2 separate regions of the Mus musculus genome follow, and region 2 is linked to region 1. Evidence: chromatin loops called from intact Hi-C (ENCODE). Cell type or tissue: left cerebral cortex. All regions are shown on one strand.

Region 1 (8,000 bases):
ATATTATCATATATTATACATATGAGGGCTACATACTTTTGAGGATTACAAAGCATTTCAACAAAATAGAAGCCTGGCAATTTCAAAAACAGGAAAGCAAATAGAAAGTTGAGAAGGAGGGGTACTTTTTCACTTCAGAATCCTCTGTGCCTATGCAGAACTGCCCAGTGCTTTGTTGTTGAGTAAAGTCAGTGAAGCAGCAAGCAGAAGTAAATTCCTAGTAAGGATGCTCCTTAAGCAAAGCTTCATTACTCAAACATGTTGAGAACTTTTGAAGGATTAGAGATCTTTTTATCTGAGACCAAAAAGTGAATATATTTGGGCATATTCTAAATAATAACCTCACCAGAAAAAAAAAAAGTGATTTGCTCATCCTACAAATGCCTAGTTAAATGTCCATTATCCCATTTGAAACCACACTTGAATATAAAATTAAGTAGTTCCTGTGTCAGCTTATGGAATAAACATTGCTGAGACTAAAAAAGACCCAGGCCCAGAGCTAAGTTTAATGAAGTGAAGATGCTTGTCTTGATGAGGCAGAGTGTGTGTGAAAGGGAGGAACATGTTTCCCACCTTATTTCAGTCATTGCACAAAGAGCAATCTAGACAATATTCTTGGAGGTAAGCTTTCTGAAGAAAAAGTATGCATATACTCAGCCTTATGTTTTCATAACAAAATCCAAGGGGTCTCAAAAACATACATTTAGTTTTCATTGCTCCAATGTCTAGGAAACCCAATCTGGTCAAAGCAGCCCTTGCTGAGACTTCATCTAAGCCTGGTTGCTTTCCATGGATCTCCATCACCAAATATCACATCCTATGGTTGAAAAGATTTCACATGTGAACGGTGGACGGGGTCCCAGACATTTGGTCATTACACAAGAAGGAAGAATGGAAGGCACATGGAAAATTTAATAGGGCCTCATATCTCTCTGCCTCAGGTTTTTAGTAGTAGTAACAACGGTGTGCTTCATTTCGTAAGTCATCTTTATTAGTAAATAAAAGATTAATTAAAAGGAAAGCCCATGTTAATGTGGGAAATTTACATATTTTATACACCTCATAGAGTCATCCCTTCTGTAAATTTTCTCTTTAAATGAAATATGTGAAATCTTTAGCTCGGTCTAGCCTGTTGATTATCTCAGTTGGAGCCAGGCTTAAGGTTCTAAAGTGCAGAATGAACTTGCCTCTCTTCCCTTCTCTCCCCCAGTAACAGTTTGCTTTGCTCCACATAAGTCTGGAGAGCCCCAGGCTGGGTTGCATAGCTCCTGAATTTAATTGAAATGGAAAAACCATGAAAGTAGAATGTTAAATATGTCAAATGAATGGAATGAATTAAGAGTTAGCATACACTAGATTTTTTTTGAGATGTATGAGATAATTAAGAAGTTGGGTTTTTTAGAGATTAGTTTCCATTATTTAGCTAAGATAGATAATCACCATTCTGTTTGTTAGAGTAGGTGCATAAACGTAAATTTTTCTGGAGAGTGTAATACATCTATTAATTTTTGTGTAGCTGTATACACAGGGCACAGAAGTATATAACATATAATTATGGATAATAAATTCAAAATAAAATAAGGATTAGGTCTACCTAGCATGGCATATGGCAACTAAGCTCTTTTCTTCTTTGGGTCTTCAGGGTCTGTCTGCTTGCTAGTTCCTATATTGTCCATAGTAGACAAATGCTTGTCCCCTGGATGAGGCAGAAATCAGGCATCTTGTCAGTAGCTTTGCTCCAAGCGTGGTGACCCAACTTGGCAGAGGTACAGTTTCCATAGTGTAAAATAACAGATGTCTGCCTTGGTCACAAGCTCAAATCTCAGTTTCTGCCATTGATATCATCTATGTCCTTTTTCAAAAGAGAAAGAAATAGGCAGCAGCCTTTTGACATGTTAGCAGTACTTTAACAGGAAAACAAACAGAAACTTCAATATTAAAGAAGAAAGTAAAACTCTAAATAATATCATCTTTTCTTTGAGGCTGTGGAGTCTCTTGCTTGTAAGTATAATGGCTCATATTTAAATTGGAATGTTGCTTTAAACCCTGAATTTCTTTCAATCTCCTAGATGCACACTTGATTTTCTCTCTTGGTCTCTCTGGAAATTCCTTAACAAAAAGCACTGTCTTGCATCTTCCACCCTACTACAGACCTATTGAATGCTGGCTGTCATCCCTCTCTAGAAAGCCTGGATCACATTTTAGAACAGTGGTTTGAAGCCTTCCTAGTGCGGGGCCCTTCAATTCAGTTGTCATGTTCTGGTAACCACGCCCCCTAAACATGAAGTATTTCCATTGCTTCTTCATAACTGTACATTGCCTACTGTTATTAATCATAATAAAAATATCTGACATGCAGGGTATCTGATGTGTGACCCCTGTGGGAGTCACAAACCACTGGCCTAGATGAAATATATTTGCTTAAAGTCTCAAGATTTTTACATAGAGACCTCACCCACAACTTATTCTCACTGAATTTAAAAGCCACAGTGAATTTCCTTCAGTTTTCAACAATTCTAAAATATATTAATTGTTTGTACATTCAAAGTATGGAAAATATATTAGTAGTAATGGCAAACTTTTAGATAATATTTACCTAGATTATTTCACTTGAGACATTTTCCACAAAGGAAGGACATTATTGACATATGAATTTGAGAACCTTACAAATAAATGATCACATAAATCTTTATTTCAAATTTGTGGGGTTTCATTTACCTTACAACATAAAAGCTGTTGTGGAAAAGTTCTAATGTATTTAAGAAAAGGATTCCCAATTCAGGTTGGAGTTTTAATAGGCCAAATGCCATCTGTCTCTCCAATTTGTAACATTTTATTATTAACAAGCCCTGAAGAAGGAGCCAGTCTATTTCTGTTGTGGGGACAGATTTGTGTCCATCTGTGCCCGCCCTGTCGCATGTCACTTGTGCTTCGGATCTGCATAGCTGTGAGGCAGTAGAGATGCAGGCGAGGTCAGGAGGTGGAGAAGCCTGTCAGCGCCTCGAGTGTCCAAGCCTGTGACAACTGCAGACCGTAGCTTCCAATGCCTCCTGGAGGCCACCATTCTGTTGGGCCTTGGAGCTGCGCCTTCCCTGATGTAATTTCACGAGAAAATGTTAACTTTTTCTATTTAAAAAAAAAAAAAAAAAAAAAACTAAGACAAAGAACTTAATCTATGATATGACTCTGGTTAAAGCCAGGTCCTTATTAGAGAGGCTTAGTTTTCGGTCTTTGAAAATGTGAACCATTTTAAGGTGATTTTTCTTACTTGTCTTAGTTCCTTGATAAGCTCACCACTGTGGCAGCAGAACTCTCGAGACACCATTTTATGGGAAAGGGGCTTAATGATGGTTACATGCACTGGGAAGCCGCCTGCCCACTCTGAACCTCCTGTTCCTTTCTCCAAACATCTTAATATGTTAGATACTAAGTGTGAACATTTCTTTCTTTCCCCCAAAGTGCTTATCAAATTGTTGTGGAGCAGCTACACCCACATCGAACGAAGCGTGAAGCAGGGGCCATGGAATGCTACCAGGTACCGGTTACATACCAGAACGCCCTAAGTGGGGGCGCGCCCTATTACTTTGCCGCAGAACTTCCCCCTGGGAATCTTCCCGAGCCTGCTCCCTTCACCGTGGGTGACAACCGGACCTATAAAGGCTTTTGGAACCCTCCCCTGGCCCCCCGCAAAGGATACAACATCTATTTCCAAGCGATGAGCAGTGTGGAGAAGGTGAGATTACTCTCAGATTGGATATTTTTCCCCTTGATCTTAAGTAAAGCTGTGGCTATATTTTATAAACACTCAGTGGCGTTTGTCAAGGAAAATTGAAAAAGAAAACAAAGGGAAAGAAAATGGATGTGTAGTGCTTCTGTTGCCAGCTCTTGCAAGTTGACTGAAGGACTGAGGCTGAGAGCCAGCAGCATTTCACAGGATTCCTGTTTCCTAGTAACTGCCTTAGCTCGCGCTTTCTTCAGGAATGCCCACAGTGCAACTGTGAACAAAGTGATTTGAAAAGGTGGGTGTGCTGCCGCCAGGACTCCACCCTCAGTAAATTCCCTGCATTGTTCTGCCTCACTTGCTCAGTAGTGGCTGCTTCAAAAGATTAAATTTACTTCAGGATAAACAGAATGCGCGTTCCACACTGGGCTAATAAAGGCCTTATAAGCTTTTCAGGGGGTACATGCCAAATAATAAATAACAAGTAACAATCCTCTGATTACAAAGTAATGGGACGCCTGCGGTCCAGCTGACAGAACCTAAACAGAAGGCTGCCTGCTAAGGCTGGGTGCTGAGCCATTACTGAAGTTGGCTGGCCCTGTCCCTGGCTGCCCCTCCTTTTCCCATTTTGGACACAGTTGTTTTTGAACACTGGGGCTGATCCCAAATGAATATTGAAGAGGAGCGCTCAGCGGGACACAAGTGAGAAACAACCTAGCCTTTTCCTCCCATGCTGTTTCCCTTTGAAAGACTTTCTTTTCTAAGACTTATTTTGTTTTTATTTATTTATTTCTATTTGAGATAAGGCAGTAGGGTAAAAAGAATATGTTGAGAAACTTGAACAATTTTCAAATCCAGACGAACACTGGCATTTTGATGGGCTTGAAGCTATGTGGGAAATGGTTGCTTATGTATAACTGAGTCTGTAAGGTGACACCTGGGAGAGGATGTAAAGTATGTGACAACCAATTGTATGAGTCATATTAGCTCTTAGAATAGTTTAATTGGAAGACAACCAATGTGTACGAGGGCCATGAGGGTGTGAGTATTGCTTTTATATGCAAGTTGTATTTTTATGCATACCAGTGTAGCCAGTGTAGAGTTATGGCAAAGAAAAGTGCCCAATACCCTTTAAATACATAGCGTACATGCAAAGGCTGTCCATAGTTAAGGAGGCTCTACTCTTCTCACTCTTCTTTACCATCCACACCACCTGCTATGACCAAATGCCTGGCTAGAAGCAGTTTAAGAGAGAAAGGGTTTGTTTGGATTACCAGTTGAGAGTTACTTCTCTGGAACAGGAGGCAGGGCAGAGAGAGTAGGTAGGAAGTGAGCGGTCATAGCAGTCTTCATGCAGAAAGTAGAGAGCTAAGAGTCCTGGTGTTCTGCCTAACCTCTCTCTCTGTCTCTGTCTGTCTCTGCCTCTCTCTGCCTCTCTCTCTGACCTGGGATCCTCATCCTATCATTTTTGAAAGGTCTTTCTGCTTCAGTGAATTTATAGATAATGCCCAACAGACCTTCCCATAGGTTTGTTTCATGGTAATAATTTCCATCAAAATGACATTCAAGATTAACAACCCATCTTGTATACACACACACACACACACACACACACACACACACACACACACACACACACCTATTTTAAAAGTAATTGACTAATTAGGTTGCTCCAAACAGAGACATGGTAAAAATTAGTAGCCCCACCTAAATACAAATAGCACACAGGTAGAAGAGGGTTCTAGATTTAAATTTTTGTCTTTAGAGACGTGAGAATTTCCAAATTAACTCTGTTCACCTGTCTGTTGTGTTGTAAGAGTGAAGATGAATGTATGTACATACAGGGGATTTTCTCTAATACCATCATTTGACCAAAGTTTAGCAGCATTCTCAACCTGTAGGTCATGACAGTTTGGGGGGGGCGGGTCAAAAGACCCTTCCACAGGGTATCATGTAAGACCAGTATAAAGCACAGATATTTACATTAAGATTCATAGCAATAGCAAAATCACAGTTATAAAGTAGCAACAAAAATAATTTTATAATTTTACCGCAATTGCACGACATGCGGACCAGTAGTAAAAGGTCACACAGATCAGCAATACACTTCCCATTGCCGACACAGAGCTTTAACGTGGATGAGCCTCATACCAGTAGAGTCTGGTAATGCCTACAGAGAGTCAACTGGGACTACTCTCAGGAAATCAGAATATCTCAAGATCTACACAGGAGCACGATAATCGCTGGTCCCAGTGAAGAAACAGAAGGACCTGTTCCTCTCCCAGTTCTTTAGTTTACATACTTTCAAAGTAATTTCTTGAGAAGGAATTGTATGCATATTGCTTTATTTCTTATCAACATATAAAACCACTGAAGATAGATTTATAAAATGCTTCTTAAAGACAGCCTCGTTTTTCAGAAAAAAAAAAAAAATGTGAAACCTGGCTAACAGGAGAAGAAGGACAGGATGGGGAGAAGATTAGACAGATCCAGAATTACATAAAAGCAATTTATTACAATCATGTGGAGAAAAGTCTGTTCATACCCCAAGGCAGAAGAAAGGGAGTGATGTGCTGAGCCCTGTCTGACTATGATATACCCAATCTCTTCATAAGTTATTATGTTTAGTGTCACCTAAGCAACAGCCTGTGTGGCAGTGGCAACAGAAATATATACTCCATTATAAGTCCTTTGTCCTTTGGGGTTTGGAACACATACCAGTAATGTTTGTAGGACACACTGGCAGTTTTGATCACAGCGGTATTATCAAACTGGATACACTCACTGACTTTGTTTGCTGTCTCTTCTTGCCCATTGAATATTCAAAGATAAACACAGAGTTGTGAGGGTTGGATAGCTATAATGCTATTTTTGTCTATCTGGGGAGACCAAGGAAAAACTCATAGAGGAGAACTGTTTATCAAGACACTGTCTGGAAAAGAGGAAAAAGGAAAAGAAGGAGAGAAGAAAGGAAAGGCTAGGGAATGAAGGAAGAAAACGAAAAGAAAGCAAATGCAGAAGATAGACAATGGCTGAAGTAGGTGTCTAAGAGGGAGACCAGAGCCCAAGTCTCCCTCGTAAAGCTGTGTATCTTTTTCTACCACATAACAATAATAATTTTTGTTTCTTCTGCCTTGCATTTCTATTTTTTCTAGCTACCTTGGTAATAAAGGTAGGAGGAAAAAAAAAACTGTGTTGAAAAACATCTTGTTTCTGACAGCTAAATTCAAAGGAAAGAAAGAACAGATAAATTACATTTAAACTGCATGCCATGTCTTGATAATCTTTCTGACAACGATCATTTAGCTCTTCAGTCATGCCTAGATCCACAAGAGAGTGTGTAATGATCAGGTTTGTTCAAAGTCTGTAGCTATCAGTTGAAAATAAAATTAGAATTTTGTTCTGATTTATATTAGCTTTTCAGATACATATTTCTTTCTAATAGCTTAAGAGGCAGCAAAAAAATGCAGATTAAAGGCCATACAACTCTTCCCTGCCATACCTAAGCTTGCTTTATTACCAAGTGAAACAGATACAAAAATTACTAGAAAGTTTCTTATTTTTTTAAAATTTTTAAAATGCTGAGACTATTTATTGGAAAAGAAATTTATCTTTATAATTCTACAGTCATAATTATTGTTTAAACTTCTGCTTATCTTCATAATAGTTATAACAGTTTATGAATAAACATTGTCTCTATATTAATCGCTTTCTTTTGGGTTTACTCTGCCAGGAAACTAAAACCCAATGTGTACGAATTGCTACAAAAGGTAAGAGACTTACCTTTTTGTTTCCACTTGGTTTTGTCTTGTTTCCTTGCTTGCTTGCTTGTTTGCTTTCTTGCTTGCTCGTTTTTGTTTTGTTTTGTTTTGTTTTGTTTTTAAGTCCATTCACTACTCCTTTCTGAAATCAGAGTTTTTGGTCATTGTTTCAGACCTATTACATGCAGTGTTTCTATTATAGGGTATTTGTACTGGGTCCAGATAAACCCCACACATTTTCTCTGACTCACTTGGGTGTCTCTAAGACAAAGTGAAGTTCTACATCCACTAGTGCTTAAAACTACAGGAACCTTGTTACAATAACAAGATGAATTTTGAAACTTTAGAATGGCATATCTCTACACTTAGGGCCTGAGAGAGTGAATGGTACCCACCAGCCAATCAGGAAAGCTTCGCCAAAGCAGTTCAAAATACTTACTTCAAAATCTGTTAACTTTGTGTGATAGACAGATCAAACATGTTTATGTAGATGCGTCTCCACAGTCAGACAAACACCT
Region 2 (8,000 bases), 58 kb after region 1:
TTTAGCTCTCCCCCCCCCAAAATGCATCTAATAAATGTGCTCAGTAAAAGTAAAATTCTAACTTGTTTTTGTTCTCTCATTGTGCAAAGAATTATGCCAGTCTAGTCTCCTAAAAACTGGGGGTTCTTTGAATGCTCTCTGGCAAATAAAGTGTGAAAAGATTTACGACAAAGGAAAGCACTCTGAAAAGGATACTTTCCATTGTCTTTGTGCAAACATAAATTATGTGAGACACAGGGGTGTAACCACGTTAACAGGTTATGGCTGTCACTGAAGAAAATAGGAAATGCTCGCTTAAAACTACTATATATTTCCATTTATTAATCTTATAAAAATGGATTTTTATTTATATTCTTTGGTTTCGCCGTGCAAAACCCTAGAAAAATAAATGTGACTGAAGTGTACAGAGGAAACCATCTGTGCAAGCTGAGTTGGGAAGGTTGCAGTTAGATGCTGGCCTGTTCTACATGATGAGTTTGGGGCCAACCTGGAATTCATAGAAAGATGCTGTCTACACAGAAACACCTCCAAACTAATAAATTTCCAGATTTTCTTTTATAAAAGTACTGTTGGTTGATAATATTAGAAATAATAAGTGATTCTTCTATAGAAAGTTTACATTTCAGGGAAAATGGCTACCACATCATACAAATATGGAGAATCTCATTCAAGTTTGGTAATTATTTAACAGTCAATAATCTGCACAAGAATTATAACCACAACTTCCAAAGCATGTTTACCCTTGATCGTTCTTTTTTTTTTTTTTCAATTTGGGAATTATAAATAGGATCCATCTCTAAGAGGTCTCTAAGAGGATGATCACTTTAAACTGATCACATGGATACCCATAATACATGAATTGTCTTAGCGCCCTGAACACTGAACCCATGATCAAGCTTAACAGTTTCTTTGTGCAAACACTGACTCTTAGATTGCACATTCCACTGCTGGGAATGTATTTACATTATCTTCTCAGAAAAATTTATTTCTGTTAAAACTTTTTTTAAAAAAATTCTTAATCCTCTGAATTTGAAGCTGCGTGCCCGTCATTTTGTGTGAGTTTCATAATGTAATCACGCAGTGTGGATGGAATTTTAAAATCTCTTTATATCTGACCTTCTATTCACAATATCGACCCTATCTGTCCATTTGTGCATTTCTATGGAAAGGCTGAGGAGTTCTGAAGGTTCTTATAAAATATAGCATATGCTACATGTTACAGCTTAATTAAATTATATGAAGGAGATGGATCTGGCTGGGAAATGACCCTACTCGATGTACAAGCATGTGTGTGTACAAGCGTGAGGACCTGAGTTTGGGTACCCAAGTCATCATTATCCAAACTACTAAAAACCTACATGATTTCTAACATGGTATGAATCTTAAGAGTGTAATATGTTTCCATGCAATTGTACTGTGCCATGATAATCAAGGACAGAAAAGCAGTGCTGGAGTGCTGGGGTTGGGAGACAGCTCTGTTGGTAAAGTGCTTGCTGAACAGGCAGAAAAACTGGAGTTCAAATCGCTAACATCCATATAAAAAGCTGGGTATGTCAGCACATAGCCCTAACCTAAGTGAAGAAGCTAAAATAGGTGGATTCCCAGCCCAAAACAAAGCTCAGAGAGAAACTCAGTTTTTAAAATAACGACATCACTTGAACAAAATAGAACACTCCCATGTACACACATGCATACCAACATACAAATACATACAGAGAGAGAGGTGGGAGGGAAAGAAAGGGAGGGAAGGAGAGAGATGGAGACAGAGACAGAGAACATATCTAACAAGAACTGATTGTCCAAAGCACTGGCAGTTGACTCCATAAGTCAGGTATGTCAGAGTACCAAGGGATTATCATCTCTATTCTGTGAAAGTCAAGTGTAGTGAAGCAACAGATCAGAGAGTTTAGTGAGTGAGTCAACTCTAGAAATTATCCCATAGATGAATATTTCTCTCAGGAGATTTCTATATCACTTTTAAAAATTCCTTCGTGAAAGTGTACCTATGTAAACCAATCCAGTTTGATCATTACAAACAATAAACATTTTGTTTTTAGATTTTTGCATTCTACCTAGGAATACACCCCACCTGTTTTAGGCGTTCATGCTTACACAATGAGTAGGCGTATGTACACATCCATCAAACTGCTCAAGAAGAGGAAGGGATGCCAGCACAGCTTCGGCAGGCTTGGACGAACTGCAAGTACCATTGTCACCTACTCCTAATTAAGGACGTTTCCTATAGCTGTAATGCCGAGAACAGCCATACTACCACTGCCCAACGAACTTCCTCCACTTACTAGGGAAAAAGCAAGCTGTGTGTGGACTTACAGTCTCTGCTTAAGAGTAATAGTGACTAAGCCACTGGGACATTTTATTCTGTGCAATTAAAAAAAATAGTTTGGTGAACTCTTTAACAAATGGAACTAACACTTTTTCAAACACTAATTTTCTGTTTAGATTTAAAGTAAAATGAAGTAATATTACTGAGAGAGAGGTTTACATCATCACCATTACCATCATCACCACCACCACCACCACCACCACCACCATCATCATCATCATGACCATGAGTTTAATTTGAAAAATTAGGTTAACCTCGTGCCAGCAACTTTAGGGTGGAAAAAAAAATAGACATTAAGATACATAGAACATGGATGTTGGAGCAAAAGAAGCCAAATGAAGGAACTAACAGGTTGGCACAGCAACAGATGGATAACTTTCTAAAGAGAATAGACAAGTTTTCCTGGAGATATACAGGCTCAGTGTAGATCTTGACTGTAGCATGTTCGTTCAGCCAGGGTCTCTGAACTCTTAAGTGCATGGTACAGTGATTGGCAACTGAAAACAGTTTTCCAATATGTTTAATCCATAGAACTCCCTGGCCTTTGTGATGCATATTTTCAGCAGTGGGGGGTCATAAACCTGGCAAGTGAGAGGTGCTGTGTTACAAGATAGACGATGTATTAGATTCTCTGCCTGCCCTTGAGTGATTCATAATCTCTCCTTAATTCTCTAAGCCTCGGGGGTTTTGTGTCTGTAAAGTACAGATAATAATAGTTTCTTTGCCAGTTTCAAGGTAAATGAGGTAAAAGGAAAATGTCTTCAGTGGCTTTCCGGGGCTTATGTATTGATTAAAGTTTTCTATTTTAATTGTGGACATGTGTGAGGGCTGAGCATGATTTTGAGAATGAAAAGAAAAAAAAAAAAAAAAAAAAAGTAAGGGCCTGAAAGGATCAAGAAAAAAAATAATCTTCTTAAAGTCACTTCCTACATTTATCAGTAGTGAGGAAATGTGAAATAGTTCTGGGTATATTTCCTTATGTTTTTTTTTTCTTCTGCTTAAACTGTTTATTTTAACTTCTGTGGTGGATTATAAACTAATTCTTACTAGCCTGAAGCTCCCAAGCCCTCTTATTCAGGTTCCTGAGTTCTGGAATTATAAGCAGCTACATGGGCCACCTCACCCAGTTAAGAGGTCATTTTAAAAAAATGAAGTGAAAAATGGTAACTTATATCTGACTCCATCTCTTCCCAGTGTAGTAATTCTAAAAATCTTGTTGTGACTATTTAAGGCATTTGAAGAAAAATAGCCTACCATCCTCTTTAATAACAATTTTTTATTCCTTATGTTAAAATGGAATAGCAAAATAAAGATTTTTTTTTACCTTAACTTGACCCTAAGACTCCCATGTTTTAGAACAGCTCGTTTCTGCATGTACATTTTCAGGTTATTGCTATTCATGCTTGTTCTCCTATGGCTATTTCTGCCTGGAGGCAATCTTCCTGTGCATGAAGAGGCTTCCAGTCACCTGTTTCTCTGATTCCTTTAGCAGCAGCAACAGAAGAACCAGAAGTGATCCCAGACCCGGCAAAGCAGACAGACAGAGTGGTGAAAATCGCGGGCATCAGTGCTGGCATCCTAGTGTTCATCCTTCTCCTGCTGGTTGTCATAGTAATTGTGAAAAAGAGGTAGGTCTGATACTGTCCTCTACCCCACACTCGGATATTCGACTGATTTTCATGTTTTCCTTCCAAGCTGCTTGACAAATTCTCATAAGAGTGCCCGCACCTCAGCTTCTTATTTGGGCTTTTTAAGTAAAGTCTTCTTTACCTATTTGTAGTTTGTTCAAGGATATAAACATAGAGCTTGGTTAACATTTATTTAATGTAAAACTATAAGTTTCTTGAACTTCAGAGATACGTGGGAAATTCAACTTATTTTGAGTGTTGTTATTATTAAGCATAATGAAATTGATGGCTATACAGTTACGGTGCTTGGGCCAAAGTCGGAATTATTTTCATTTTTAATTAATTTTTTTAAAATATGGGTTGCATGTGAGACATGCATTTACTTCTCTAATTAAGAATGTTGTTTAATGACATTGTATATTAAATATTCACTGACTAATTTAAAAAAAAAAGGAAGAGTAAATGCTTAAATTAAACTTTATCTTTTATACTATACCAGCCAATGTCGCCACCTCCTGGAGTTCATAAAGATATTATGACTTCCTGGAATTTAAACTTTTGTTTTCTGGGGATAAAAGTATACTCTTGCTCAAAAGCATTTTATACACATTTTTTTATACTTTGAGCTACTTGACCATTATGTAAGTTGTCAGAATTTGTAAGTCATTGTCTTTGAAACTAGTGTGGCCCTTCAATCATTCCAATCATGAATTTTTAAATAATGCTATAATTTGGAAGCATTTTAGAAAAAAAGAAAATAATTTTTATATAGAGAGTGCATTCTAAGAGCTTCATGTGTAGAGGTGGTTTTGCTTTTATAATTGTACTGATTGTGTAATAAATAATGTTGCTTATATTCCGTGAACTTCATAGTGTGCAATTATTATTGCTTTCTACTTAAAATAAAACATTAACATTATGGATAAGACTCATCTGTTAATCACAATTCCGTGAGCATCTATTTTAATATATTGCCTCTTTACAATTGTCCCCGGAGATATATATGTTGGAGAAGACACATCTGCATTAGAAACATTAGGTATGCACCACAGTGTTTTGTGTTCAATTAGCTACATATGTGCTTTTCCCTAACAGTGCTTTCTCTTTGCTGTTGTCTACGACTTCTAGGATTGGTAACACGTCCTAGTCGAGCCAAGATTTAAGTATTTTAGAAACACTAGGTTTTCAATAAAGATCAGTAAAATCATGGAAAAGAACCTTCAGACTTTACTTCTCTGTTTAATTTAGGTTTGTACTTGGAGGGTGGAAAAGCCAAATGACTTAGAGAGCGAACTTAGCACTGCTTCATCCTTAAGTGGAATGTCACATCCGATTGGATGCATTAGAATGACTTCTGCCTGTGTTCTCCTCAAAGTGGAGTTAAACCTAGTAGCAGTTGTTCTTTATATGGAGACTTACTTCTTTTTGATGGATTTGTACCTGGAATGACAACTGAAAGCTAAGGTCCTTCAGGTTGCTTAAGCCAGTCACTAAAGCAAGGTTGGGGGAAGGGAGGTAACAGTCTCTGACAGCTCTCTAAAATCGCACACCTTCACTGATGCTTCTTCTGGTCTACATTGTCAATGATCAGATCAACAAGCATCCATTAAGTGGTTCACATTTACCTTTTTGTAATTGTTGTATTGGATAGAAAGTCTCCTGAGCTCTCAGCTCCCTCGGCAGCAGCTATGTGACTGGGGAAAACCATTATCTTTTAGAATAGATGAGGTGTTTGCCACCTTCTGGACTAAATCGTGCCTGGATTGCTTTAACTCCTTATTCACTGCAGCACATTTCTAAAGGCTTCAACCCATAGGTGCTCTCTCTCTCTCTCTCTCTCTCTCTCTCTCTCTCTCTCTCTCTCTCTCTCACACACACACACACACACACACACACACACCCTGTGTGAGTTAACCACGAGTAATTTATTATACCACAAAAGTATGTAGCAGTCCTGGATGTGACAGAGTTTAGCTTAAGGTTCTGTGTTATTCTGTAGTTTCATTTGACTTCAGAAATTCATAATAACAATAATGGAAACAGAAATCTTTACATTCTCACCACCTGCCTTTTCACAAGAAATTGTAAAGTTGCTTTAGCCTATCCCTCACTGGGAATAATATATGTAGGGATATTTCCCTCATTGAAAGTAGTTCTGTGTGTTTTGGTTGCAAAGGAATAGCTTAGAATTCAACCAAATAAAACCTTACAACTGAGATTATAGAGAAAGTAAGTTCTTGGGATGTGAAAGGGATATTGCACTTTTCAGAACGCAATGTCATTTTATTTTTTAGTTTAATCACTGTTGAATTATTTCCAAATATATGCCATTTTTCATTGATTGTGTACATTTTAAATGCACAGCATGAATACATTACAACTTTCTACATCAACTTGAAATCATGTTTCAATACAGTAAATGTTTGTGTATACCATGGTCACGTGCATCTACTGTGGGAATACCTTCATGTATATGTAGCATATGGTACCTGTATTCACATAAAGTGTATATATTGTGTACCATTTAGATATACCCAATGTGTAAAAAAATATAGGTGTTACTTTGCACACATTAACATCATAATTTTATGTTTTGTATTTAAAATAAACTGCTATATTTAGTATACACATTCTATACACAGCTGCTCCATCTGTCATGACATTCAGATGGCAATGGATGATAGACCGCTTTAACTGCATGTTGAAAAACACACAATCCATTTAACTTTTCAGTTCTCTGGCAATATAAGAAATGTCAGCATGTTACTGTTTTCTTTTCCTAATTCTGTATTACAAATTTTATTTTTTTGCTGCATTATCTGTCTGTTTAATCGCATGGCAAGAGAACGCTAACAACGCATGGGCAACGTACAATGCAGAGCCTAAGAAGCCAGATTTCATTTTGTTTCGTTTTCTTTTTAACGCACATTTTTCTGCTCTCTTGGATGCGACGGAGTCATGCTTCTCATTCACCATTGCTTCTTTTTCCCACTGTCTGTGATCTGCTTCCCAGGAGGAGCTACTACTCTTACTCCTACTACCTGTAAGTAGAAAATGGGTCATGACAACTCTACATGTGTCCAAAATGCAATACCCCTTTTCAAAAAGCCCACAGAAGCAGTGTGGTCCATTTGGTAGACTTTCAAAATAATATTTTTCTGGACGCTAAAACTATAGAGTATTATCTCTTTTGATAATCTTTTTTAAAAGGGATATTGTGTTTCTGTATATTCAGCTACTTTTAATTTTTAACTACAATTTTTCCATGAGTAGCTTTATCTTACAGCTAAGAACATCATTTATTTACTTATATCAAGTCTGTACCCTCTTAGCAATATATTTATACATCTGGTAACAAATGTGGCTTGAACTTCCTACTCTAGATGTTGTATTACACTATCTACTACTCTATTACATTTGTGAAAATAACCCCAGTGAAATATTTGTACAGCATTCAGACTGTGCTCAATGGATGCAAACCAGATCAGGCCTACATGTGTGTAAGATCACTTTACATATTTTCCCAGTTATTCAAAAGCGTCATAATGTACAATTATCTTTGCTGGCCAGTAAAACTGTTAGTATGGTCTTATAAAATAAACTGATAAAAGAGAATGTAGTAAGTAGGGCAGAGACATTGAAAGCCTTTTGTAGAATGGGGGAAAATGAGTTTGTTTACTACAATTTAGAGATTTTATGAAACAAGCCAAAAACAAAACCTGTGAACTGACTAAGGAGTCACAAGACTAACTTGGAGAACACTGGCCATTCAATTTCCTGAGTCATCTTCAGTTGACTTTGTTAGACTCCAAGATAGTTAGTAGTTCAGTCCAAGGAAATAGCACTGTGCAAGGCTCAAAGATTGAAATTGTGTTTGAGGCATACAGCCTGCAGTGTCTCTATCACTAGGTAAGGTTTTAGTCAGCTTCACAGCAAAATTTTATGAGTCAATCACTTCAACACAGTGCTGCCAACGTTTTAAATATTACAAACATTTGGCTTCCTACAATCTGTTAAAACAAGCAGGT

Evidence for each region. Peaks named below come from ENCODE experiments on the same cell type or tissue, not always from the same donor. Only the 100,000 strongest peaks of a DNase experiment are listed, where the experiment ranks them.
Region 2: it touches region 1 in a loop (2.0-fold over the local background); 3 of 42 quality-filtered maps call a loop at or near these places.

The regions. Positions count from the first base shown.
Region 1 is chr10:28,489,455-28,497,454 of GRCm38, forward strand. Ptprk (protein tyrosine phosphatase, receptor type, K) reads left to right here. Exons shown (of 32, transcript NM_008983.2): 12 at 3,460-3,733; 13 at 7,455-7,491. Among named protein-coding and RNA genes, the nearest start is that of Themis, 170 kb to the right of the region's middle. In left cerebral cortex, a CTCF peak has its summit at 4,039; DNase peaks (open chromatin) are centred at 3,543, 3,967, 4,313 and 7,728; H3K4me3 peaks cover 344 bases; H3K27ac peaks cover 1,088 bases.
Region 2 is chr10:28,547,785-28,555,784 of GRCm38, forward strand. Ptprk (protein tyrosine phosphatase, receptor type, K) reads left to right here. Exons shown (of 32, transcript NM_008983.2): 14 at 3,834-3,972. Among named protein-coding and RNA genes, the nearest start is that of Themis, 120 kb to the right of the region's middle. In left cerebral cortex, a CTCF peak has its summit at 4,487 (motif pointing left); DNase peaks (open chromatin) are centred at 3,926, 6,691 and 7,969.